3 separate regions of the Homo sapiens genome follow, and all the other regions are linked to region 1. Evidence: chromatin loops called from intact Hi-C (ENCODE). Cell type or tissue: GM12878. All regions are shown on one strand.

Region 1 (8,000 bases):
CACTCCAGCCTGGGAGACAGAGCGAGACTCCATTAAAAAAAAAAAAAAAAGTCAAACTCCAAAGAAATGCCCCCCTCCCCATGTTCCTGAAAGAGCTGTCTCCTAGGTCTCCATGCACATGGGGAAACTGAGGCTGAAGCGAAGGGCTGGCCCGGGGGGCCCCTGCTGCTCACTCACCAGGCTGTGCTGTGCTCTTGGCTCCTGTGATCTGTAGCCCGAGGCCCCAGACCCCTGGTCCCCAGGAGCAGGGCGGGCGCATTGCCAGAGGCCTGTCCCTGTTCTGGCTTTTCTGAGGAGCCACCACGACCTCTGAGTACACAGAAGTCACACCCTTCTTCCCTGCCTGAGCATGGGTGGGTCTGGGCTGAGGGAACCCGATAGTCTCCCTGGGTCATCTGTGGGGCCCCATCAGGCAATAGCAGGATCCCAGCCTCACCAAGCAGGGAGGCGGCCCCGGAGGACAGAGCAGGCTCCAGGTGGCCTCCAGGTCCCTGTCCCATCCTCCTGGCCCTGAACTTTAGGAATGACTCCAGGAGAGCCCTGGTGTTAAGAACTGACTGATCTCTTAGCCAACAAGAGGGACGGCCAGAACTCAGGCAGGACCCAGAAAAAAGCAGGCAGCGGGCTGGAAGAAAGAAAAGTGCTTTTGGGCCCTCTTTGGTGGGTTTCATAGCAGGCCGGCCATATCCACAATGACAGGGAAGGCTGGGAGACTTCCCCAGACAGGAGGGTCTGGGACTCTCTGCCAAGGTTCAGAACCCTCTGGGCTATTTGGAAGCTATTCTGAAATCTGGGAACACCCCAGATTTCAAAGGCAGGCATGGGAAGGGGAATCATGTGACCTTGGCTAAGTCATGTCACCTCTCAAAGCTTCGGTTCCTCGTCTGGAAAATGGTGATGGTTTACTGAGCTGTGGTGAGAGGTGAATGAGGCAAAGCCAGGTGAGCCCAGCCCCCAGCCAGCTACACAGAGAGAGACCAAGACCTCAGATGGAGGGGACCATGAGGTGGAGCCATGGCTGAGACTCAGACCCAGAGGACCCCCAAGGACCGTAGCCCAACCCAGTCACTACAAAGTCCTTTATTAACAAGTCAATAAAAACAGAAGAGAGAGAGATGTCAAAATACTTTCCTTGGAGGCCCCAGGAGGGAGAGGCACTGTCAGGACTCACCTGGCCAGGGAAGGCAACCCCACCAGAGGCAGAACGGAGGTCAGCGGGGCAGCTGGCCCAGGAAGCCTTTGGGGAATGGCTCAGGCCTCAGGCAGGGACTGTGCAAACGCCGAGGCTGCGCAGGGAGTGATGGGTTGGGGGCTTAAGCCCCGAGCACCGTGTTCCCCTGCATGGGCAGACACGCAGTCAGGCTAGCACCTGCCCACTCCACCTGTGAGTGTACACAGGTGTCCGCGTAAAAGCCGGTGCCTGCACGCAGCTTACATACAGAGAGCGGAACGAGGGTCCCCAGCAGAACAGGGGGCTCGTTCCAGAGCTTAAGGAAATAGCTTAGAGAAGTCTTTGGAAGCCTGGGTCGAGGGGAGAGCAGGGAGGCTGCTCTGTTGCCCATGGGCCTCAGGAAGCCAGGCCTTCCTGCCGCCGCTGGAGGACCTCGATGACGCTGCCGATACCGTCCTCGGGCACCTGAGGGCAGGTGGGCAGGAGGGAAGGGTCAAGGCGGAAGCTGGCCAGGGCCACCCCTGACTTCCTGGCCCAGCTGAGACTACCTCCTGCCGCCCACATTTCTGGGCCTCACTCTCCCCTCTGCCCCAGCCCTTGGTGCTCACCAGGGCGTGGTCGAAGTTGAAGGTGCTGATGTAGTAGGCAGAGATGTCAGCGGCAGCCAGGGGACCTGCAATCTGTGCCACGATGCCACATTCATCTGAGGGTGGTGGAGGAAGGCCACATGTGGCACATGCCGGTTGCTCCCCAGACACTCCCCAGCCCCCCAACACCGGGAACAGCCCTCACCAAAGCCCAGGGGCTGTCCACCGATGCGCACCATCCTCCACAGCTCCCCCGAGGAGCTGGTCAGCAGGAGGTCACTGGGGAACCTGGGGAGGGAGATGGGTGATGGGCAGGGCACCCCCATCCACCCCTGCCTGACCGTGAGCTCTGGGACAGGTACACCTGCTGACCTCAGAGTCTGATGCCCCACCTCCTCCCTGCCTGGGACTGGCTGGGGCCTGGGGCCCACCCGGGGTCAGGGGTCACCTACTTTTTCTGTGTTTCAGCATCCATGACAATGGAGATATAACCCTCGATGAGGGAGAAGGCAAAGAACGTGATGGAGCTGGGTTCAGGACTGCTAGAGGCTGCCTCCTTGGGGGTGCTGGGGAGGGATGGGAGGTTTAGGGGCTCTACCAGGCACCCAGCCTACTGCCCCTGCTCCCGATCAGCCTCCAGAACCCTGGGAAGGAGCTGGTATGGTGGCCTGGGCAGGCTCTGCCATATCTGCTACCCGCCCAAGGGTCCAGCCCTCTGGAAGGTGTGGGTGGGGATGGGGGAGGACAATGAACCCAGCCTGTGCCAAAAACAAAGGATTCCACGGTGAGAGGGCCAGACCAGGGCATGGCTCAGACGACCCCACTGGAAAGGGATCCAGCTTTGGGGCAAGAACCTTCCCCGAACATCAGTGAAGCACAAGTGAGCATCATGGGCTGCCAGGAACCCCAAGAGAGGACAAGCAAGAGGTGCAAAACTGATAGATGGGCGGAAAGTGGTGGGACAGAGTGTAGGGAACAGTGCTGTGAGGACAAAGACGAAGTTCCAAGGTCCACCTGTGCGAGTAGAAGAGGACATCTATGAGGGTGGTGGCGATGGCTGGAAGCGTCTCAGGGTCCAGTGTGAGGACACAGAAGCGGTTCTGTGGGCTCTGGATGGGATGCACCGTGGGGCTGGGCCCTGCTGGAGGACAGCAGCAGGTGAAAAGGTGTCCGTGGGCTGGGGCGCCCCCTGGTGGCTAGTCAGGGAGAGGCGTGGGCCAGGGGCAGGTCTTGCTATCCAGGAACTGGCCGGGGTCCTCCTGCCCCACTGGGGCCCAAAAGGGAAGGGACCCAGTGGGAAGAGGAGGCCCTGCCCAAGTCCAAGTGTCAGGGGGCGGCCCTCACCATGCTGAGTGCGGGGAAAGCCATTGCTGGAATCATCCCTCGTCACAGGCACAGGCTCTCCGCCCACCTCGCGGTAAATGTCGAACTCCTGGGCCAGCGTGTGGATCACCACGGACAGGTCCTGCTCCCGCACCTGGGCCACAGCAGATGGCACATCACATGGGCTCCCAGGTACCTATATCCACCCTGCTCTGCATCAGCACCAGCAGGAAACTCACCAGGATGAAGTCCGTCTGGTAAGTGGACAGCATCAGCACAGACACGTGGTGCTCGGCCAGTGGCGCGATGACCGAACGGGCGATCTTGGTGACCCCAGCAGCCTGCACTGCCGCACCGCTGTGAGACGACACGTTCAGCACCAGCCATGTGGCCTCAGCTACTTGCAGGAACTCAGATGGGGGCAGCTCTGTGGGCAGGGGACATGTCAGGTCAGGGTCTACAAGGCTGGCCCCTGCCCCTCTCTGAGCCTCAGTTTCCCTTTCTGTGCCTTGGAGGGCTCCATCAAGGTAAGGGCAGGTCTGGAGGCTGGGGCTCCTGAAGTCCCTATGTGTGCAAAGACTGAGAAAGGCTTCAAGTGCTGGCCTGGTGGCATTGAAACTTCCCACTTAAGATCAGAGGTCCAGATTCAGACAGACCTGGGTTCAAATCCCAGCTTTGTTAATTTGTCTTATGACCTGGGGTGGGTGATTTGAGTCTCAGTTTCCTCATCTGTAAAATGGGACGACAATATCTACCTCACTACGGTGTCTTCTGTGGGTTAGCAGAAGCTTTGTACCACATGGCACCACCAGGGGGCATTCGCAGATCAGGTTGGCTGGGGGATTGCCTTCCCCTTTTGCAGACCCAGACTTCTGAAGTAAAAACAGGGAAACTAAGGCCTGCAGTGGAGCATGGGGACAGGCTAAGCTCCAGCTAGCTGGCCTGAGACTCCAAGCCTGTGAGGATGGGCAGGGCCAGCAGCAGGAGGAGGAGCTAGGCGTCAGCTCCAGGCCCCAGGGAGGGCCCAGGCTGGCGTCCAGTCCTGAGCTGGGGCCAGGGCCTGGGTGGCTGCTATTCACCCCAGCACAGCCAGGAGGCCTCCAGGACCCTCCCCTGAGATGGCTGCCTGCTCCTGCATTCCTTCCCTCAGACTCCTGGAGTTTCCAGACCAGCAGGGGAGGAGGTGACCCAAACCAGAGAGTAAGACCAGGAGGAAATAATACCCAGGGATTTCTAACAGCAGCACTTGACTGGAATCATAACAGAGGCCCTTCTGCAGGCCTAAGACTGCTGAGTGCCCCTCAGCGGTTTTAAGTTTATAAAGGCCTCATGGGACCCTATGTATCAGAACCATAACTATACCCATTTTACATAAGAGAAAACAGCTCAGAGAGGGAAAGTGATTTGCTCAAGGGCACACAGCCAGGGAGTGGTGGAGTAGGATTCGAACCCCGACCCATCTGCTTTTAAGGCTTAAGCTCTTGGGACGGATCCCAGCAACTGGTGAGAACCCTACAGAAGGGGAGCACGACAAGCCCCTCCCGTACTCCCGTTCCCCAGACCAACCCCCACCTTTAAAGCCCTCCTCGTCCACCATAAGCGTGTAATCCTCAGGGGTCTCCGTCAGGCTGAAGAACTTGCACCTGGTTGGGGGTGGGGAGCATCTTCAGCTTGGTGTGGAGAACTAGGGGTCGGGAGTGGATTTCTCTCCATCTGCCCCGAGACACCCCCGCGACCCTGGGCCGGGCGCCTTCTTGCCCTCTCGGCCTTTAATTTCCAGGCCAATGGGATGTTAGCCCCATCTCGGGGGTTGGGGGCTACTTTCCGGCCTCCCGACCTCTCCAGGAACCCTCCACCCCTCCACTCCTGGAGGGAGGAGAGGTTCACACCCGCGGCGACAGCCCCAGGGGCGTCGGACCTTGGACCCCCTAGTCCAGCCCCTCTGACATGAAGGGAGGCGTCCTGGAAGGAGCTCCCCGCAGTGACCAGGTAGGAATGCCCCCATTTGACACTACTGAGTTAAGCATTGCCCATCCCAGGCTGTTTGCGCTTTGCCCCTGGGAGGGGGCCTCACGGGGCCGGATAGGCGGCGGTCCCCCAGGCCGGATGGCGGCCGGACGGGGAGAGTCCTCCCCACCCGCTCCCGCCCGCCTGCCTGCCTGCCTTACGGCGATCCTAATCCTCCGACCCTGGCCCGGAGCGAGAGCAGAGCCCCCAGCCCCTATCTGCGCTCCCGAACCCGGGCGCGCACCGGCTGCGGCGGGGCAGGAAGAGCAGCTTGATGAGCGGGTGGGTGTAGAGCCAGAGACCGGGACGGGCGACGCTCAGCACCCGCACCCGGTGTTCTAGGATGTGCAGCTCCATCGCGGCTCGCGCGGACCCGACCCCGCCGCCAACTAGACCCAGGCCGCACGGGAGGCGGGGCGGCGGGGGTGGTGCCCGAGCCTTAAAGGAGCCGCTGCGCTGCCGCGTCCACGCCGCCCGCTGCGAGGCTGACCCGCCCAGCCAGGCGCGGCGTCCGGCTCCTTGACGGCCACGCCCCGCGGGAAGAGAAGCCTATTGGGTGGTCACGCCTCCTCCTAACGCCAGAACCTCATCCCGCTTTCCAGCCAGCCCACCGAGACCGCCCCGAACGGCTCCGCCTTTTTTAGTACTGGCTCGGGGATAGACCCCACCCCGTCTGACTCCTCCAGGCCCCGCCCCTGACGCGCCCCCTCCCTGGGCTCCGCCCTTTCCGCGGAAAGCCAGCTGCGCAGCCGGTGGGAGCATCCCGGAGGGGACGTTTCTGTCCTTCTGGCACACACGTGGGTTTCATGATTGAAGTCCTTGAGACAGAAGGGACACGAAACAAACTGGAGCTCGGCTAGGACCAGAACGCTGCCCCCAAATCCCCGGAGCAATGAGAGGCACAGGTCTGCTGTGCAGCGCTGTCCCCCGGGCGCCTTTCGCTCTCCTGCCTCTCATGGCTGCAGGGGGCAGGGCCGCCAACACAGGATTGCGATTGATACCTACCCTTCCCCGCTTGCGAGGGGGCTGACAAATTGAAACCTGGCCTGGTAGCCCCACTTGTTCCTTTCATCCAACTTTCAAAATAGAAGGCTCCTCACCAGGGGCACACAGAGGTAGAATCCTAGCCACCTCTGCCTGAGCGACATACTTTGGGTTAGGGGGCTGCAGGTGGCCAAGGCCTAAGGCTTGAGGTCCCTCGATACCAACAAAACCCGGAAGTGCTTGAGCCAGTAATGCCCAGTGCTCAGACTTTGGTGGGGGAGGCCCTTGCAGCTGAGGTTCAGTGAGTACTCAGACCTCAAGCCTGAAACTTGAGCCCCAAAGCCTGCAGCCCTTAGCTAGCCTGTGCACATCTAAACTTGCTTCAGGTTCAAGGAGGCCCCCGGCACTGGCAGACACCCCAGATCTTATCAGGCCTTCACAGGTCTAAGACCCCCCCAAGGCTAAGCAGGCATCAGCATGTCCATGTTGGCTCCATGCAGGGCTGAGAATGCTCCAGGGGACCCTTGCCTGGCCTGAGCACCCTGAGGCCTCAGATGTGAGGCTTTGAACCAAGTAGACTAAAGCAGGCCTCAGGCCTGATTGGGACCCAGCAGGCCTAAGCAGGCCCTCTGCCTGCTCTGGAGCCCCCACCATAGGCAGATGGAAGCCAAGCTAAGCCTCCTCCCTGGACTCTCGGGCTTGACACATTCCTGTGAAACACTATGTAGCCACCACATCCTGGCCTATCCCCTGGAGGACTAGGGGAAGGAGGAGCTTCTCAAAGGCTGAGCCCATCTCATCAATGGCAGGTGCAGACAGAGTGGGAAACCATGGGGCTGAGGGGAAGGAGGCAGGAAGTGGAGTGGCCTACCCTGATAGTCTCTTGAAACCCTTCACCTCCCTAGGCCTCAGTATCCCCAGCTGTACCAGGACAGGATGTTCCAGGCCCAGGCGAAGGCTGAAAGCTCCCAGGGAGGCTCTGCTCCTCCCTCTCCTGCCCCCTCCCGCTATGGCCTGGCCTGGCCCAGCTTGGTCATCTGCCAGGAATAGCGCTATTGTTTGACTGGAAAAGCTGCTTCCTCAGCAGAAGGGGGGCCTCTCCCAGGGACACCCTGTCCTTGCCCTCACCAGTCATCAGGTTGTGACCGCAGTGCCTGCCTGGGCCCTCAAGGGCAGAGTCAGGTCTCCTGGAGCCCTGGTCAGGAGAGGAAGCTGAGTGAGGGGCTCTTGGTGCAAATCCGGCTGAGGCTTTCCCATTCAGCTCCTGTTTCCTCGTCTGTTAAATGGGGCTAATGGAGCCTACTTGACCAGTCCAGCCTGGCACTTGGCAGTAAATCGAAGGCGGCATTTTATCAAAGAACCACAATTCGCCCCCCTCCCTGAGGGCCTGGGCTGAGCCTGTGAGGACATTCGTGGTGCTCCACTCCGGGCCCCGTCCCTGACCCCAACCCAGAATCAGCTCTCAGAAACTTACTGGAGCCTGAGGTAGCATCCAGGCCAGGACTTGAAGGAGGAAGACCCTGAAACCTCCTCCTTAGGAGTCCCTGCCCCCTTGGTGGGTGGGTGAGGACCAAGGCCTAGGGAGCACGCCCTGCTCTGCCCAGCACTGAGCTCCAGCCCTGGTGTCCCTCATCTGTGGCAGAAGGTAGACATAAGGCAGTGGGGATGGGGTGAGTGAAAATGGGGGTTAAGAATGGGGGCTGACCAGGGACTTGGCATGTCCTCTGGCAAAGGTACCTCTCAGAGAGGCTCTGGTGCTGGGCTGGGGCCCAGGAGAAGGGGCTCTGTAGGGCAAAGAGAAGAGATGCTGAGCACCAAGGTGACCAAGGTGGTACCCCCTTCCCAGCCCCTAGCTGTACACGAGCTCTCTATACAAGGCTGTTTATTTCTGTACAAAACCATGTTTCTATTTTACACAAAGAACACCC
Region 2 (8,000 bases), 100 kb after region 1:
GGCGGCGGCGATCTCAGCGCGGGGCGAGCGGCGGGGCCCATGGCCGGACCCGGCGAGCTGGCCCAACAGTGGGGCCAGGGGTCCCGGGCGCGGGGGGGATCGGAGGGAGCGAGGCCGCTGCCGGACGGGGCGGGGCGCCGGGAGGGGCGGGGCCGCGGCCGGACGGGGCGGGGCACCAGGAGGAACGGAGTGGGCGCTTGGCGGCTCTCGCGCCCAGACTGGGCCGCGGGCGCCCCCTGGTGGCCGCGGAGAGCTCAGGTGCCCGCGGCTGAGGGAGCTGGAGAGGGGCAAAACCGGGGTCGCAGCGGGAAGGCGGAAAGTCAGAGAGAGGAGGTGCTTCGGCAGCGGACGCGTCAGCGGGGCAGACAGGAAAATAGTTGGAAAGGGCGACCTGGGGGAGCAGAGACACGATCAGAGCCTGAGAAGGGCAGGAGCAAGGGATGTCTAAGGGGCCTGGTGGCAGGCCCTTGTTCTGCGGCAGCCCCGTGGACCCACGGGGTGGCCAGGGCCAAGTCACATCCCTCTCTTCCCCGGTCCTCCCTGTCTCGACCCCACTAAACAGCAGGAGGCAGAGAACCAGAGACTGGCGTGGGAAGCCGACAGGGGAGATAGAGGGGCAGGGGAAAGGGGCTGGGGGGCAAGGCAAAACGAAGCAGGCAGGGACTCAGTGCCTCAGTGGGACCGAGAGGCTGGGTCACTTCCCTCATCTGTGAAATGGGCACCATAGGCCGGGCGCGGTGGCTCACGCCTGTAATCCCAGCACTTTGGGAGGCCGAGGCGGGCGGATCACCTGAGGTCGGGAGTTCGAGACCCGCCTGACCAACATGGAGAAACCCCGTCTCTACTAAAAATACAAAATTAGCCGGGCGTGGTGGCGCATGCCTGTAATTCCAGCTACTCAGGAGGCTGAGGCAGGAGAATCGCTTGAACCCGGGAGGCGGAGGTTGCGGCGAGCCGAGATCGCGCCATTGGAATCCAGCCTGGGCGACAAGAGTGAAACTCCGTCTCTAAATAAATAAATAAATAAATAAGCACCATGTACAATCAACACTGCCTCACCCCCAGCAAATAACTCAAATGTCTACTGGAATGTGGAAGTTCCACTACTGTTCTAAAACTTGTCCGTTTCTCCAAGGGTTGGGGCTGCTGGGAGCTGGCTCAGTCTGAAACCTGAGCCTTTAAAAATTGTATGGTGGGCAGGGCGCGGTGGGTCACGCCTGTAATCCCAGCACTTTGGGAGGCTGAGGCAGGCGGATCATGAGGTTAGCAGATCGAAACCATCGTGGCTAACAAGGTGAAACCCCGTCTCTACTAAAAATGCAAAAAAATAGCCGGGCATGTTGGGAGGCGCCTGTAGTCCCAGCTACTCGGGAGGCTGAGGCAGCAGAATGGCGTGAACCCGGGAGGCGGAGCTTGCAGTGACCTGAGATGGTGCCACTGCACTCCAACCTGGGCCAGATGAGCCACAACACTCTTTTTTCTCCAGAAAAATTGAAAGAATTTTACAGTGAACACCTGTAGGAACACTGATATGGGATGACCAAGTTGCTCCTGAAGAAGTGTGAGACGGGTATATAAGACAGCCCCCGATATCAGCCTAAAGACAGACAAATGGAACATGAAATAGGCCAGAAACTGACCCACACATCTAAAGATGGTGTACATCAGAGGAAACATTGTGTTTGTGGAGATACAAGGAGGCAGTAGCATGGACTGTTTGGTAAATTGTGCTAAGAAATTGAATTAACCATTAGGAGAAGAAATTAGACCCCTATTACATACACATCATATACAAAATATGAATTCCATATAGATTAAAGACCTAAATAAGAAAAGTAAAAGTTTAAGCATTAAAAAATTATTTATGCATTTATTTTTGAGACAGGGTCTCTCTCTGTTGCCCAGGCTGGAATGCAATGGTGCCTTCTCAGCTCATTGCAACCTCCAGGGTCAACTGATTCTCCCACCTCAGCCTCCAAAGTAGCTGAGACCACAGGGGTGTGTCACCATGCCCAGCTAATTTTTTTTTTTTTTTTTTTTTTTTTTGTAGAGACAGGGTTTCACCATGTTGCCCACGCTGGTCTTGAACTCCTGGGCTCAAGGGAACTGCCTGCCTCAGCCTCCCAAAGTGCTGGGCTTACAGGCAATAGCCACTGCACGTAGCTAGATTCTCTGTTCTGTTCCATTGGTCTATAGTAGTCTCCCCTTACCTGAGGTTTTAGTTACCTTCAGCCAACCGAGGTCCAAAAAAATATTAAATGGAAAATTCCAGAAATAAACAGTTCATAAGTTTTAAATTGCATGCTGTTCTGAGTAGCATGATGAAATCTCTTGCCCTTCCTCTCCATCCCTCCCTGGATATGAATCCTCCCCACGCTGTAAATGTTACCACCTGTTAGTCACTTAGTAGGCCTCAGAGTTATCAGATTGAAGAAACACAGTATGTTTTCAGCACTACCTGAGGTTTCCGGCATCCACTGAGGATCTTGGAATGTATCGCCCAAGGATAAAGGATCACTAATTGGATATGTTACTAACGTTTTTTCATATGTGGGAAAGCACTCTTCATAAGCTACAAAATGCACTGTGGAAGCCCCGTGGTGCCCGTGAAGAGGCTTGCTTCTCCATTTCTGTGACTGTCCCAGCCCATCTGTCAGCCCCAACAACAGGGTTGCAAGGATGCACCCTGTAATCAGCCAGGTCTTTGGCTCCATGTTCTGCCTGCCCTGTCCCCACTTTCTCCCTACCCTTCACCCCACTGACCTAGTCACCCCTCAACATACACACTCCAACCAGATGCAGGTCCTTGTTCACGCTTGTCCCCCACCTAGAACACAGTTCTGCTTCCCTACAAATATCCACATCCTAGCCTTCCATCAGTGGGAGCCGGAGCCCCCTTGCAAACTTGGTGGGTAACCAGTTCCCTGTGGTGTGTTCTTCCATGGGGTAACCCCTGGTTATCGCAGAAGGAACAAGAGCTGGAGGATGTTACCTCAACGTGGGTGGGTGTAGCTCAGCCCAGCCAGGGGCCTTCTGCTGCTTTGGGGTGAGGAGGGTTAGGGGGTGGGTAAAGAAACAGTAAAGATTGGAGCCAATGCTGGCGGGGGGCAGAGTGCAGTGTAAGCCCAGGAAGTGAGGCAGCCAAGGGTGGGAGATTGACTGCAAGGAGACGAGTGACCTTGAGGCCCTGCCTGGGAGTGGAGTATCTGAGGAGAAGGGGACTGGAGGACCCCAGAAGCGGGGGAAGGGATGCCAGCTAAGAGACATGCAGGCACCCTGCTCCCAGGGATGGACAACAGGACCCTCAGCCCTGTGGGCTCTCTCTGGAGTAGCCCAACCCGCAGATCCAAACTCCCAAGAGAGGGTGGGGAGCTAGAGCGGACAGGACTGTCACTCTCTCACCATGGGCCTCTGGGCAAGCCACTTCCGTTTTCTTGGCCTGTGTCCTCAGTTGTAAAATGGGAGCTTGGACTAAATGACTTGGGAGGGCCTTTCATCAGACATGCTGTGATTCCAAGTAGCTTGTTTCTTGGGATACAAGGTTTCCTGGCCCTGGGCTGGGCAGAGACCTGCATGGAGAAGGCCCCAATTCCTCTGTCTCTCCTTATTCTGTAAAGTTGCAGGGGGACCTAGGAAGAAACAAAGCTACTAATGAAAGTGTGAGGCATGGAATATGTTACCTCAGCAGTGGAAGGGGGTGGTGATGAGGATGAAATGTTTTAGAATTGGTACCAGGAATGGGGTGTATGACAAGGCCCTTGAATTCCGTGAACCTGAGCCCTCTGCTTCTCTTCCTTTGCTGTGAAATGAGTTATTTGGTCACACACCAGGCTGTGCAAATGCCAAAAAAAAGGCATTCCGTGAGTACACAGATGGTGGTGCTGGCAGAAGGATGAAGGGCAGGGAAGGCAAATCCACATCTAGAATATGTGTCTATTCCAGTGAGCATGAACCTGGGCCCCACCTATGAGGAAGAGGCCAATGTAATCAAGCTGCCACCAGGTGGCAGGCTGGTCCCTGGGGAATGTGGCCACATGGGGCCCAGTGACTTTGTTTTGTACAAAAAGGGCCTTGAAGCAGACAATGCCTAACTCATGGAAATGTGTCACCATCAGTGGGGGCTTCTGGCCCAGTGGCCACAGGGACGGCTAGGCCTGAGGTGGTGGTATTTTTAGAACATGGAGGTCCCTAAGATTCCTTTACCTTATGGACATGAGGCCCAGCACATAAAACAAGTTGTCTTAGAAGATCTTAAAGTGTCCCTTGATTGCCTAGTTCCATCTGCCACCTCCCTCCACTCACCCAGATGCTCAGAGGGTCGATGACTCACTCAAGATCACACAGGGCAGATGCAAAGTAGCCGCAGCTTAACTGTGGCATGGGCTGTAAAGTAGAGGGGGTCCTGCTCCTTCCTTGGGTCCAGCTCTCAGGGACAGGGTGAGCGTCATGCCCACAAATGGATATCAAAGGACTTCTCGGTGCTAGGCACTGGGCATGGAGCAGTGACCGTGACCAGCAATGGCTTCTGCCCTTGAGAACAGAGAGAAAACCATAACCACATACACAAGCAAGATCATTTCAGGCCACGGTAGGTGCCACAGGAATGAGATAAAATAGCCTCAGAGAGGGGCTGGGGGCCAGAGGCCACTTCAACCTCATTACCAGGGAAGGGAGACCTCTCTAAGAGGTGGTGTGTGGGCTGGCACCTGAATGGCAAGAATATTCAAGAGAAGAAACAGAGAATGCAAGTGAAAACAGCTGATACCAGCTGGGTACAGTGGGTCATGCCTGCAATCCCAGCAGTTTGGGAGGCCACAGTGGGAGGATCAGTTGAGGCCAAGAGTTCAAGACCAGCCTGGGCAACATAGTGAGACCCCCATCTCTACAAAAAGAAACCCACAAAAAATTTAAAAAAACAGCCAATAGCTTTACAGTGTTCCAGGTACTCTTCAACGTTTTTTTCATGAATTCGCTCATTTAATCTCATTCCAATCACATGAGGTAGTAAGATTATCACTGCCATTTTACAGATGAGAAATTGAGGCAGAGGTCAAGTAACTTTGCTAGGTTATAGAACCCGGACCCAAACCTAGGTAGTCTGGTTCCAGAGTTGGTGGGCCCACTCCTATGCCATTCTGCTCTGAGAGGTCACTGGTGTGGGAACAAGCTTGCCTACCGAATCTGGACTCTATTTTAGCTCTATTTGGGGTGGAAATGGCAACCCATCCTTCCCAAGCGAAGTCCCCAGGCTCCTGCCAGCTAGTGCCAGAGCCATAGCAGGGGCCCCAGCACCCCTCCGGCCCTCCCCTCCCCTCTGGGGGACTCCTGAGGTCCCAGCTCCCTGCCCCCAGCCTCTGTGCTCACAGCTATCTGGGCCACCTCATTCTAAAGGGATTTGGCTCTTGGAGACAACTGGAGACTGGTGAGAAAGGGCTTAGGGATTAGACAGTGATACCCAGGAAGGTAAGGGACTTAATCAGGGGTTCGAGTGTGGGAAGTGGGGTGGGGAGAGGATTTTGTTTCTTTGCAAAGCCAGGCTGGACTGCAGAAGTGAGGAGGAAGTGGGGCTCGGGGGAGGAGCCAGACAGGCTTAGTTTCTCACTCTCTGTTGTGCCTTCAGAAGCAACATGATAGAATAATAATCCCTCACCTGTGTGCGCCCACCACTTCCCCAGCCATTATTTCACTTGGAATTCTCACAGTGGCGGGATTAGTTCTCTCCCCAGATCACAGACACCCAGAGGAGGCAGGTGACTTGAGGCAGCTGCAAGCCCCACAGGGCTGGGCTGGGAGGAGGGGAGGAGGTTGGGGCCAGGGCTTTTCTGCATGGCTGCCCGCAGGCACAAGGGTTTTCCAGAGAGTTCGCGCTGCCCTGGCCCCGTGGAAGTAGAGTGTTCCACAAATATTTGTGAAGAGTTTAAAAGACTGTTCTTTCCAACTCTCAAATCACAATGCCAATCTCTGTGCCACCCCCTTCCCCCTGGCACCACAGATTCTGAGGCCAGGGCACGCAGGAGGCCTCTGATCTCAAGGCCAGTGCCCTCATTTTAGTGAGGAAACAACCAAGGTCTAGAGGGCACGGCCAGCAGCCCTGAGGAGACCCCCAAATATGCGTCTTGTGGAATAGTCACGGCAGCACATTAAGCAAGAACATGGTCTCCAGCCCACACACCAGACTCCCGGTCCAGTGCTCCTTCCTGTGCCCAGAGCTGCCCCCCAGAAGAATCTGAAGCACAGGGCTCTGTCAACGCTAGGACTGCCATCCCAACGCTTCTAGATCTCTGCGTGCCACCAGCCTTCTTTAAGTTGTTCACACTCTATGTTCCCCTAAGCAAAGTCCCCAGCAAGATATACCCAGAGCAACACACCCATCACAGAAGGTTCTCCCCTCCAGCCTGCCTGACCCAGGAGGCCTGGTTCTTCCTGTTGGGCCATGCTATTCCCTGAGAGTTGCCACTACAATGCAAAATAGTCCACATCAAGGCCAGGAAAGGGGACTTCTGGTTGGCAGAGGTCGTGTTGCATTGGGTAGCTCAGGGAGAAGCTCCTGGAAACAGTATTTGATCAGAGTCTTGAGGGCTGGGGAAGACCTGGCAGGAGGATACAGGACACAGCAGCAGCTCTCACAGAGGCAGGAGGGCAGAGGTGTGTCTAAGGGACAGTGGGAAGCTTCTCAGATTGAAATGAAGTGTGTGGAGAGGGCAAGTGGCCGTTGGTGCCACAAGGAATGCTGGGCTGGGGTGGGGGTAGGCCTCAAATGCAGATCAGTGGGATTGAGTCAACTCAGGAAGGAACCGGGGAGCCATTGAAGATTCTTGAGCAGGGGTGCAACATACCTAGCAGGGAGGAAGAACTGTAGGGCAGGGATTAGGGGATGGAGAAAAAGTGGGGATGGGAAGGAGGGACTCTCTCTTGTTAGCCAGCTCCAGGACTTCACCAGATTATTTATTTATGTGTTTTTGTTTGTTTGCTTGTTTTTTTTTTTTTTTTTTTTTAGACCGAGTTTCTCTCCTGTTGCCCAGGCTGGACTGCAGTGACGTGATCTCGGCTCACTGCAACCTCTGCCTCCTGGGTTCAAGCGATTCTCCTGCCTCACCCTCCCAAGTAGCTGGGTTTACAGGCGCCCGCCACCATGCCCGGCTAATTTTTGTATTTTTAGTTTCACCATGTTGGCCAGGCTGGTCTCAAACTCCTGAACTCAGGTAATCCACCCGCCTCAGCCTCCCAAAGTGCTGGGATTACAGGCGTGAGCCACTGTGCCTGGCTAGGTTTTTTTTTTTTTTTTTTTTTTTTTTGAGACAGAGCCTTGCTTTGTCGCCCAGGCTGGAATGCAATGGTGCCATCTTGGGTCACTGCAGCCTCCACCTCCTGGGTTCAAGCGATTCTCCTGCCTCAGGCTCCCAAGTAGCTGGGACTACAGGTGTGTGCCACCATGCCTGGCTAATTTTTTTTTTTTTGGTATGTTTAGTAGATACGAGGTTCACCATGTTGGCCAGGCTGGTCTTGAACTCCTGACCTCAGGTGATTCACCCACTTCAGCCTCCCGAAGTGCTGGGATTACGGGTGTGAGCAACCGAGCCTGGGCCTATTTAGGATTTATATGATCAAATTAACTAGCTGTTTTATGGTGGGCCAGAAGTAGGTTAAGTCTCAGTGGAGGAAGAAGAAAGAGGCAGCTGTTGAACCTGGGAAGGGCAGGCCTGGGGAAGGGTTCTTTACCGAGGCTTTTATTTGGGTAACTTCAGATGCGGGGAGGGCTGTATCCTGCTGGGTGAAGGTGATCTTGTACTTTCGTGGGTAACTTTCGCAGGCAGTTCCCAGGCCCGTCCACACCTTGGCCTGGGAGCATACGGCCTAGAAACCACAAACTTGGGTTTAAGTCCCAACTCTGCACGTGCCCACCTATGACCACCTCTCCCTCAGGCTCCTCAATAAGTCACCTGACCTGCCTACCTTAGAGGATTGTCCCACACTTAAGTGACAAGCTAGATCTGAAGGTA
Region 3 (8,000 bases), 180 kb before region 1:
GAGATCCACAGGATGTGGGACAGGAGAGACAAGAATCTGGCATTTAGTGCATTGAACAAATTTAGAATAGTGGTGATTCAATTTGCAGATATGAAAGGAAAAAATTGACTTGAATAATTGGTTTTTATTCTGTCTTAGTTATTTTGGTAACTATATTTTGTTCATAAGTATAATCTATTCCCTTACAATAGCTAGTATTGTACCTCAAATTTTAAAAAAATACAGCTTAAATTTTAAGTGCATCTGATCTTTCATGCTGCCCAAGACAGCTATGAAGGGTGTACAAAATGGAGGCTCTAGTCCTAGTTGAAGAGACAAGATGTATATAAATGAAATTTCTCTTTTTCTTTTTTTTTCTGTGAAGCTTTTATTATGAACAGAGGGCAGGGCAAGGCAGGGGGCTCAGTCCTTGGCAGCGGCTTTCCTCATGGTGGCCAGGACATTGCGCAGCTCCTCCTACTTCCTCTTGGTGCGGATGTGTGTTCCCACCTTTTTCTTGATGAACTTGAAGGCCCTTTTGTCCTTGGAGACCTTGAGCTACTCCATGGGATGCTGCCCATACAGGGTGAAGCCACACACCTCTCAGATCATATCCCGCATGAACTTGGTGTGTTTGGTCAGGCACCTGCGATGGCAGCTGGGCCTGGGCTTGCTCACATTCTTGGTCACCTTGTGGCCCTTGTTGAGGCCCATGGCTGTAGGATAAAGCAGAACCATGGCTGCTGCTCTCCAGTGACAGCCAAGGCCTGTAAGTATTTGAAATTTCCGCCACTGCTTTTCCCCACTTTCTCCATCTATGTCTTCTTTTTACTCCTCAATTCCTGTTCCTTTAAGAAATCTTGAGGTCAGGAAGCCTTACACTGGATTATTTAGCAAATTCATACATTTCTATTTCCACTGCACATTTGTTACTTATGATTTATTCAACACTGACCAGAGGGACCTAGGGATACAAAGATAAAACAGAAGTGGGAAAGAGCTTGTAACCATGGCAGAAGATAAGTGAATTCATATGCAGGGCTGATGATCAGCTGTTACATACTGACTCAGCTGTATCTGCTCTTAAAATATTGAAATATTTCTGTATTGAATGGTGAATAGCTACTTTTCTGAGACCTCATGTGGCTCCCCATCAATATCCTCCCCATCACCTTACAGTGTCTCTTTTGGGATCTCTCCAGAACACTCCAAAATCCAGTAACCAAAGGGTTAATATCTAGTCCGAACGTTGCTTCCAGGAGGCCAGCTCTAGAGCCAAATTGGCATCCTTTCTGATTGGCCAGTATCTATGTCATATTGGGCTTTACATGTTTATTTATTAATTTTTTTGTGAGTGTGTGGCAGAGTCTTACTCTGTTGCCCAGGCTGGAGTGCAGTGGCGCAAACTTGGCTCACTGCAACCTCCGCCTCCCAGGTTCAAGCGATGCTGCTGCCTCAGCCTCCTAAGTAGCTGAGATTACAGAAATGCACCACCACACTCGGCTAATTTTTGTATTTTTAGTAGAGATGGGGTTTCACCATGTTGGCTAGGCTTCTCTCGAACTCCTGACCTCAAGTGATCTGCCCAACTCAGCCTCCCAACATGCTGGGATTACAGGCATGAACCACTTCACCCAGACTATATATTGATTTTTTTATATCAATTTGATATTTTTATGTAAAAATATCAGAGATATTTCAATCACCCCTATAATGCTCATTAGAAAGTGATGCATGCCAAAAGACAGATAATGATCATATGCAATGGGAAGTATGGGAAAGGAGGCACTATACCCTGTGAGAAACATGAGAGAAATCTTTTGAGAGAAAATAGCCTCTGAGCTTTGGAGGCCCTGAATATTTGGACAGATTGAGAGGGGGAGACGGCCATCACTGTTATACTGAACAGTGCTCACTCATTCCCCTTCATCCATTCATTTAGCAGCATTTCCTGACTGTTCCTCATTGAGGGGCAGTACAATATAGTTAGAACTTCAAGTTTTGGAGTCAGATGGTCTGAAGAATCCCAGTTCTGTCACTTAACACCTGTGTGACCTTTGGCACGTAACCTACCTTTTGGTACCTTAGTTTCTTTGCATATAAGATGGGGATAATAATAGAATCCACTTGTTAAGGATATTTGATAATTAAATGAGTTAATAATCTAAAGCAGTGGTTCTCAAACTTTAGCTTGCATCAGAATCACCTGGAGGACTTGTTAAAACACATGTTGTGAAGCCTCACCTCAAAATTTCTGATGTAAGAATTTGCATTTCAGACAAATTATAAGAGATGCTCTTGACTGCTGGTCTAGGGACCATAATTTGAAAACCACTGATCTAAAATGGTTAGAACAATGCCTGGCACATAACAAATACTATGTATGTGTTAAACATTCATTCTTTATACATTGGCTATTTAATCTGTGCCAGACACTGTGCCTAAGCATTGGATGAGATAATAATGAGAGTAAAATGTGATTCCACTCCCAGGGAGGTCATAATATAATAGGGTCACTTCTTAAATAAAAAATTATAAGTATTACATGTACTAAAATAGCAGTATAATGTACAAAGAGTATCTAGCTAGTTTGATAAATTTATTTTACTAAATGTCTACCTGTATGACTGACTCAGTCAAAATAGCTTGTTTTGGAGAGATCAAAAGACAAAATTTTAGATAGATGACTTAGTCTCTTAAGTAAATAGTATTTATATTGTTTTTCAGTTGTTAATCTTTTATAACTTTCCTCAGGTGATCTTGTAGCTGGTATGATATGTTTTAAAAGTAGTTTGAGGCCGAACACAGTGGCTCACACCTGTAATCCCAGCACTTTGGGAGGCTGAGACGGGTGGATCTCTTGAACCCAGGAGTTTGAGACCGGCCTGGGCAACATGGTGACACCCTGTCTCTGCTATAAATACAAAAAATTAGCTGAGTATGGTGGCTGGTGCCTATAATCCCTGCTACTCGAGAGGCTGAGGCAGGAGAATTGCTTGAGCCTAGGAGGCAGAGGTTGCAGTGAGCTGAGACCATGCCACTGCACTCCAGCCTGGGCGACAGAGCGAAACTTCATCTCAAATAAATAAATAAATAAATAAATGAAAATAGTTTGAGTAAAATCAGATTTGAGTATCTAGAGATCTTGAAAGGTGTTCCCCTGTAAGAGCATGATTATTTCTAGTTATGAAATTTTGTGTGATTTTTTTTTTTTTTGAGACGGAGTCTCGCTCTATTGCCCAGGCTGGAGTGCAGTGGTGTGATCTCGGCTCACTGCAACCTCTGCCTCCCGAGTTCAAGCAATTCTTCTGCCTCAGCCTCCCAAGTAGCTGGGACTACAGGCACGTGCCACCATGCCTTGCTAATTTTTGTATTTTTAAAGTAGAGATGGGGTTTCAATTTTGGGTGATTTTTATACTTATTTTGTACTTTATATTATGCTTGAATTCTTCAAAATAAGTACATATCAGTGTTGCAGATAATTATTGTAAAAAAAGAGACTATATTGTATATAGCTATCTAGCTTGTTTCCTTATTCGCATTCTCAATCCCTCACCATTCCAACCCACTGTCCACACTGCATACTTTCAGAAACCCAAGTCTGATCATGTCATTCTTTTGCCTAAAAATTTTCCACAGCTTTTAAAATAAAGTTCAGGGTCCTTCACATGGTCTGCAAGGCCTGTATGATCCCTATCTTCCTGTCCAGGGCATCACTGTCATTCCCATGTTCAAGCCACACAAAGAATCTAGAACATGCCAAGCTCCTTTTACCTTTGCATATATTGTTCCTCTTGCCTGGAAACTTCTCTCCCCTGCCCCATACACCTTGCCTGGCTAACTCCAATTTATCTGTCAAGTCTCAGCTTAAATATTTACTTCCCTAGGGAAGTAAATACTTCCCTCCCTGACACCCTCCTCCCTAGCCTAGATGGTCCCTTTATTTCATGTTCTCATAGCATCCCATGCTGCTTCTTCATAGCAATGAACACAATGTTAATGATGTAGCTATCTTTGCTATTTTTTTGTTGTTTAACGTTGTTCTCCCCTGCTAGTCTAAATGTTCCCTGAGATTGGGACCATGTCTATTTTTGAATGAATGCATAAATAAATGAACTCAATTAAGTAATGTATGAGTTTATATGCAGTAATCAAAATGGCCACACAGTGGCAGTAAAGTTTTAGTCCTTTGATATGAAATTATGGTTCTGAAATTTTTTTTCTTTTCTCTTTCTTTCTCTCGCTCTCTCTTTCTCTCCCTCCCTCCTTCTTTCCTTCCTTCCTTCCTTTCTTCTTTTTCTTCCTTTCTCTCTTTCCTTCCTTTCTTTCCTTTCCTCCTTCCCTCCCTCCTTCCTTCCTTTCTTCTTTTTTTTTTTTGGAGTCTCTCTCTGTTGCCCAGGCTGGAGTGCAGTGGCGTGGTCTTGGCTCACTGCAACCTCTGCCTCCCGGGTTCAAGTGATTCTCCTGCCTCAGCCTCCCGAGTAGCTGGGATTACAGGTGCCTGCCACTACACCTGGCTAATTTTTTGTATTTTTAGTAGAGACGGGGTTTCACCATGTCGGCCATGCTGGTCTCAAACTCCTGACCTTGTGATCCTCCGGCCTCAGACTCCCAAAGTGCTGGGATTACAGGCGTGAGCCACCATGCCCGGCCCTCTCTTTCTTTCTTATAGGGTTTCACTCTGTTGCTTAGGCTGGAGTGCATTGGCACAATCACAGCTCACTGCAGCCTCAACTTCCAGGCCTCAAACAATCCTCCTGCCTCAGCCTCCCAAGTAGCTAGGACCACAAGTGTGCACCACTATGCCTAGCTAATTATTTACTTTTTGTAGAGATGGCATCTTACCATGTTTCCCAGGCTGGCTTTGAACTCCTGGGTTCAAATGATCTGCCCACCTTGGGCTCCCAAAGTGCTGGGATTACAGGCAAGAACCACTGTGACTGGCCTGAAATTTTCTGATTTGTATTCTAGTTTTTAAAAACAATTATCATTGGCTTGATTATATTTCTATCTCTATATGTTACTCTTTCAAGCAGAGATAATCTGTTCATAGTAGTGTATATGTAGAGAGGACAAGGACTTTATAGACATATAAGATGTTTTTACTTTAGTAGATTAGTTTCAAATGGGACACTTTTTGAGGTACTTGTTGCATATTTAATTATTTAGTAATAATGAATTATTTTGTATACCTTTTGCCTCCAGAACTAGAATATAACTTTTTAAGGGTAGGGATAGTTATCTTTTTTGTGTCCCTCTCGTCTCTAGCAGAGCCCTGTGTACGTAATGGACTCTCACTTGAATGAGTGAATAGTTAGTACAGTTGGCCCTCCATGTATCAGAGCATTCTACATCCACAGATTCAACCAACTGGAAAATATTTAGAAAAAATAACAGTACAACAATAAAAATAATACAAATAAAAAATACAGTGTGACAAGTATTTATATAGCATTTACATGGTATTAAGTATTATAAGTAATCTAGAAATGATTTAAAATACAGTTGAACTCATTACACATTATATACAGGTATCAAAATATCACATGTACCCCCAAAATATGTACAACTATTATATATCAATTAAAAAATGCTAGTCTTTCAGAAATGGAGAGAAAAAAAGAAAAAATTATAGGAAAGAATCAGTTTTCAGATATCTAGGAAATTCCCCTTTATAATGCAAAAAAATTGCTATCGAATTGTGAGCATATACTTTTTTTTTTTTTTTTTTTTGAGATGGAATCTCGCTCTGTCGCCCAGGCTGGAGTGCAATGGCGTGATCTCAGCTCACTGCAACCTCTGCCTCCCAGGTTCAAGCAATTCTCCTGTTTCAGCCTCCCAAGTAGCTGGGATTACAGGCACAAGCCGCCATGCCTGGCTAATTTTTTGTATTTTAGTAGAGACAGAGTTTCACCATGTTTCCCAGGCTGATCCCAAACTCCTGAGCTCAGGCAGTCTACCCACCTTGGCCTCCCAAAGTGCTAGGATTACAGGCGTGAACCACCGCACCCGGCCTCATATAATATACTTTTAGCATAAAATTAATTTTGACCTTCCTGGAAAAAAGTACAGTTGACCTTTGAACAACATGGGTTTGAGCTTCACAGGTCCACTTATATATGGATTATTTTCAATAAATACAGTTGGCCCTCTGTATCTGTGGCTTCCACATCTGCAACCAAAGGTGGATTGAAAATACAGGACGGGGCCAGGGCAGTGGTTCACGCCTGTAATCCCAACACTTTGGGAGGCCGAGGTGGGTGGATCACAAGGTCAGAAGATCGAGACCATCCTGGCCAACATGGTGAAACCCTGTCTCTACTAAAAATACAAAAATTAGCTGGGCGTGGTGGTGCATGCGTGTAATCCCAGCTACTCAGGAGGCTGAGGCAGGAGAATCGCTTGAACCCGGGAGGAGGAGGTTGCAGTGAGCCAAGATCACGCTACTGTACTCCAGCCTGGTGACAGAGCAAGACTCTGTCAAAAAAAAAAAAAAAAAGAAAGAAAGAAAGAAAGAAAAAGAAAATACTACAGGCTGGGCACAGTGGCTCATGCCTGTAATTCCAGCACTTTGGGAGGCCAAGATGGGAGGATCACTTGAGGTCAGGAGTTCACGACCAGCCTAGCCAACATGGCAAAACCCCATCTCTACTGAAAATACAAAAATTAGCCGGGCATTGAGGCGGGCATCTGTAATCGCAGCTACTCAGGAGGCTGAAGCAGGGGAATCCCTTGAACCTGGGAGACAGATGTTGCAGTCAGCCGATATCATGCCACAACACTCCAACCTGGGTGACAGAGTGAGACTCTGTCTCAAAAAAAAAGAAAAAGGAAAATACAGTATCTGTAGATGTGAAACCCAGATATGGAAGGCTGACTTTTCATATACTCCCTGAGGTACTTGAGTACACATGGATTTTGGTATTCATAGGGAGTCCTGGAACTAATTCCTTCTCAGATACTGAGGGATGACTGTATCCTTTTTCTTCTGGCCTTCTGGATATTTTTTTCCTACCCAAATCTTTCGAACCTCTCTGAAATAATATTTTAATTAGTCTATTGAAAAGAATGATAATATAGGTGCAAGTATGTAATAATAATAGTTTTTTTTTCTTTCTCTTGAAGCTACGTATGGCAGTACTGACAGTAAGTACACACTCATTTAAAGACCAAGCCTCTGTCTCTATTTCATTGTCTTTTGGCAAGTGAAACATTAAAACAGTACTCTCCCTCTTCCTCCCTGACTTTTTTTTTTTAATCTGTCTTGGAATTAAAAACATAGGATCTATCAGAAGTTTAATAAAAGATTATGAATTGTATATTTCTTTGGTATAATACATGGGAAAATGTATAGGCTATACTATCTGCTTCATTTATTGGCTCTCAGGATTTTATTTTTTTAGTTACTTTACAGACTCCAAATTTTTTGTTTTTGAAGTTTGGTAGACTCTTTTGAAATTTTGTATACCTCTGAGTTTAACATGTTATACATAGTTAAGAATAGAAAATGAGAAGATACCACTGAGAGTCTTAGATCTATGATTTATTGAACAAATTTTAAACCATAATGGATTATTTAGAATTTATTTGTAGCTTAGTCATGGTAATTATGAATCCTTCATTATTAATTTCCTTTTATTCAGTGTTCACAGAATATTCTAAAGACTCTACATTCACAAAATAAGCATATCCTATCTCTAGCTTAAAATATATGTCTGTACTCAACTAATAGAACACAAATTGAACTCTATATAAAAAAGGTATTTGATGAGGAGTAATCTAGTAAATTCCAGAAATTAAATGATGTTTATTTTCCCTTATACAGCTTTACACAGATCCCATGGGATCTGAGGTAAGAACACACACAAACGTATAGGTGGGTAGTATATGTATATTATATTTTAAGATGTTTTTCTGAGTTGAGGCTATAGATTTTGTTACTAGACTACCATATGAGCAGAGGAACTAATAGTGGGCTCTTTCAGTATATTTTACTCTAAACTTGACCAATCTCTTATTAT

The links. A loop is a pair of places that touch in the nucleus more often than their neighbours do. Peaks named below come from ENCODE experiments on the same cell type or tissue, not always from the same donor. Only the 100,000 strongest peaks of a DNase experiment are listed, where the experiment ranks them.
Region 2: it touches region 1 in a loop (6-fold over the local background); 93 of 110 quality-filtered maps call a loop at or near these places.
Region 3: it touches region 1 in a loop (28-fold over the local background); 21 of 110 quality-filtered maps call a loop at or near these places.

Annotation. Positions count from the first base shown.
Region 1 is chr22:30,284,053-30,292,052 of GRCh38, forward strand. It overlaps CASTOR1 (cytosolic arginine sensor for mTORC1 subunit 1), which reads right to left and starts at 5,453. Exons shown (of 9, transcript NM_001037666.3): 1 at 5,333-5,453; 2 at 4,654-4,724; 3 at 3,321-3,508; 4 at 3,103-3,235; 5 at 2,773-2,896; 6 at 2,211-2,324; 7 at 1,964-2,046; 8 at 1,780-1,874; 9 at 1,065-1,636. The coding sequence starts at 5,445. The coding sequence ends at 1,568. TBC1D10A (TBC1 domain family member 10A) reads right to left here. Exons shown (of 9, transcript NM_031937.3): 9 at 7,938-8,000. RefSeq lists silencers at 5,111-5,190, 5,391-5,830 and an enhancer at 6,711-6,770. In GM12878, CTCF peaks have their summits at 2,949 (motif pointing left) and 3,898 (motif pointing right); a DNase peak (open chromatin) is centred at 5,666; H3K4me3 peaks cover 2,262 bases; H3K27ac peaks cover 1,279 bases.
Region 2 is chr22:30,387,273-30,395,272 of GRCh38, forward strand. RNF215 (ring finger protein 215) reads right to left here and starts at 139. Exons shown (of 9, transcript NM_001017981.2): 1 at 1-139. The coding sequence starts at 41. RefSeq lists a silencer at 1-238 and an enhancer at 4,232-4,421. In GM12878, CTCF peaks have their summits at 243 (motif pointing left) and 4,005 (motif pointing right); DNase peaks (open chromatin) are centred at 212, 4,049 and 5,671; H3K4me3 peaks cover 1,233 bases; H3K27ac peaks cover 958 bases.
Region 3 is chr22:30,104,692-30,112,691 of GRCh38, forward strand. HORMAD2 (HORMA domain containing 2) reads left to right here. Exons shown (of 11, transcript NM_152510.4): 6 at 7,105-7,125; 7 at 7,805-7,831. It also overlaps the pseudogene RPL36P17. Among named protein-coding and RNA genes, the nearest start is that of HORMAD2, 28 kb to the left of the region's middle. In GM12878, a CTCF peak has its summit at 4,146; no DNase peak of the experiment used is centred here.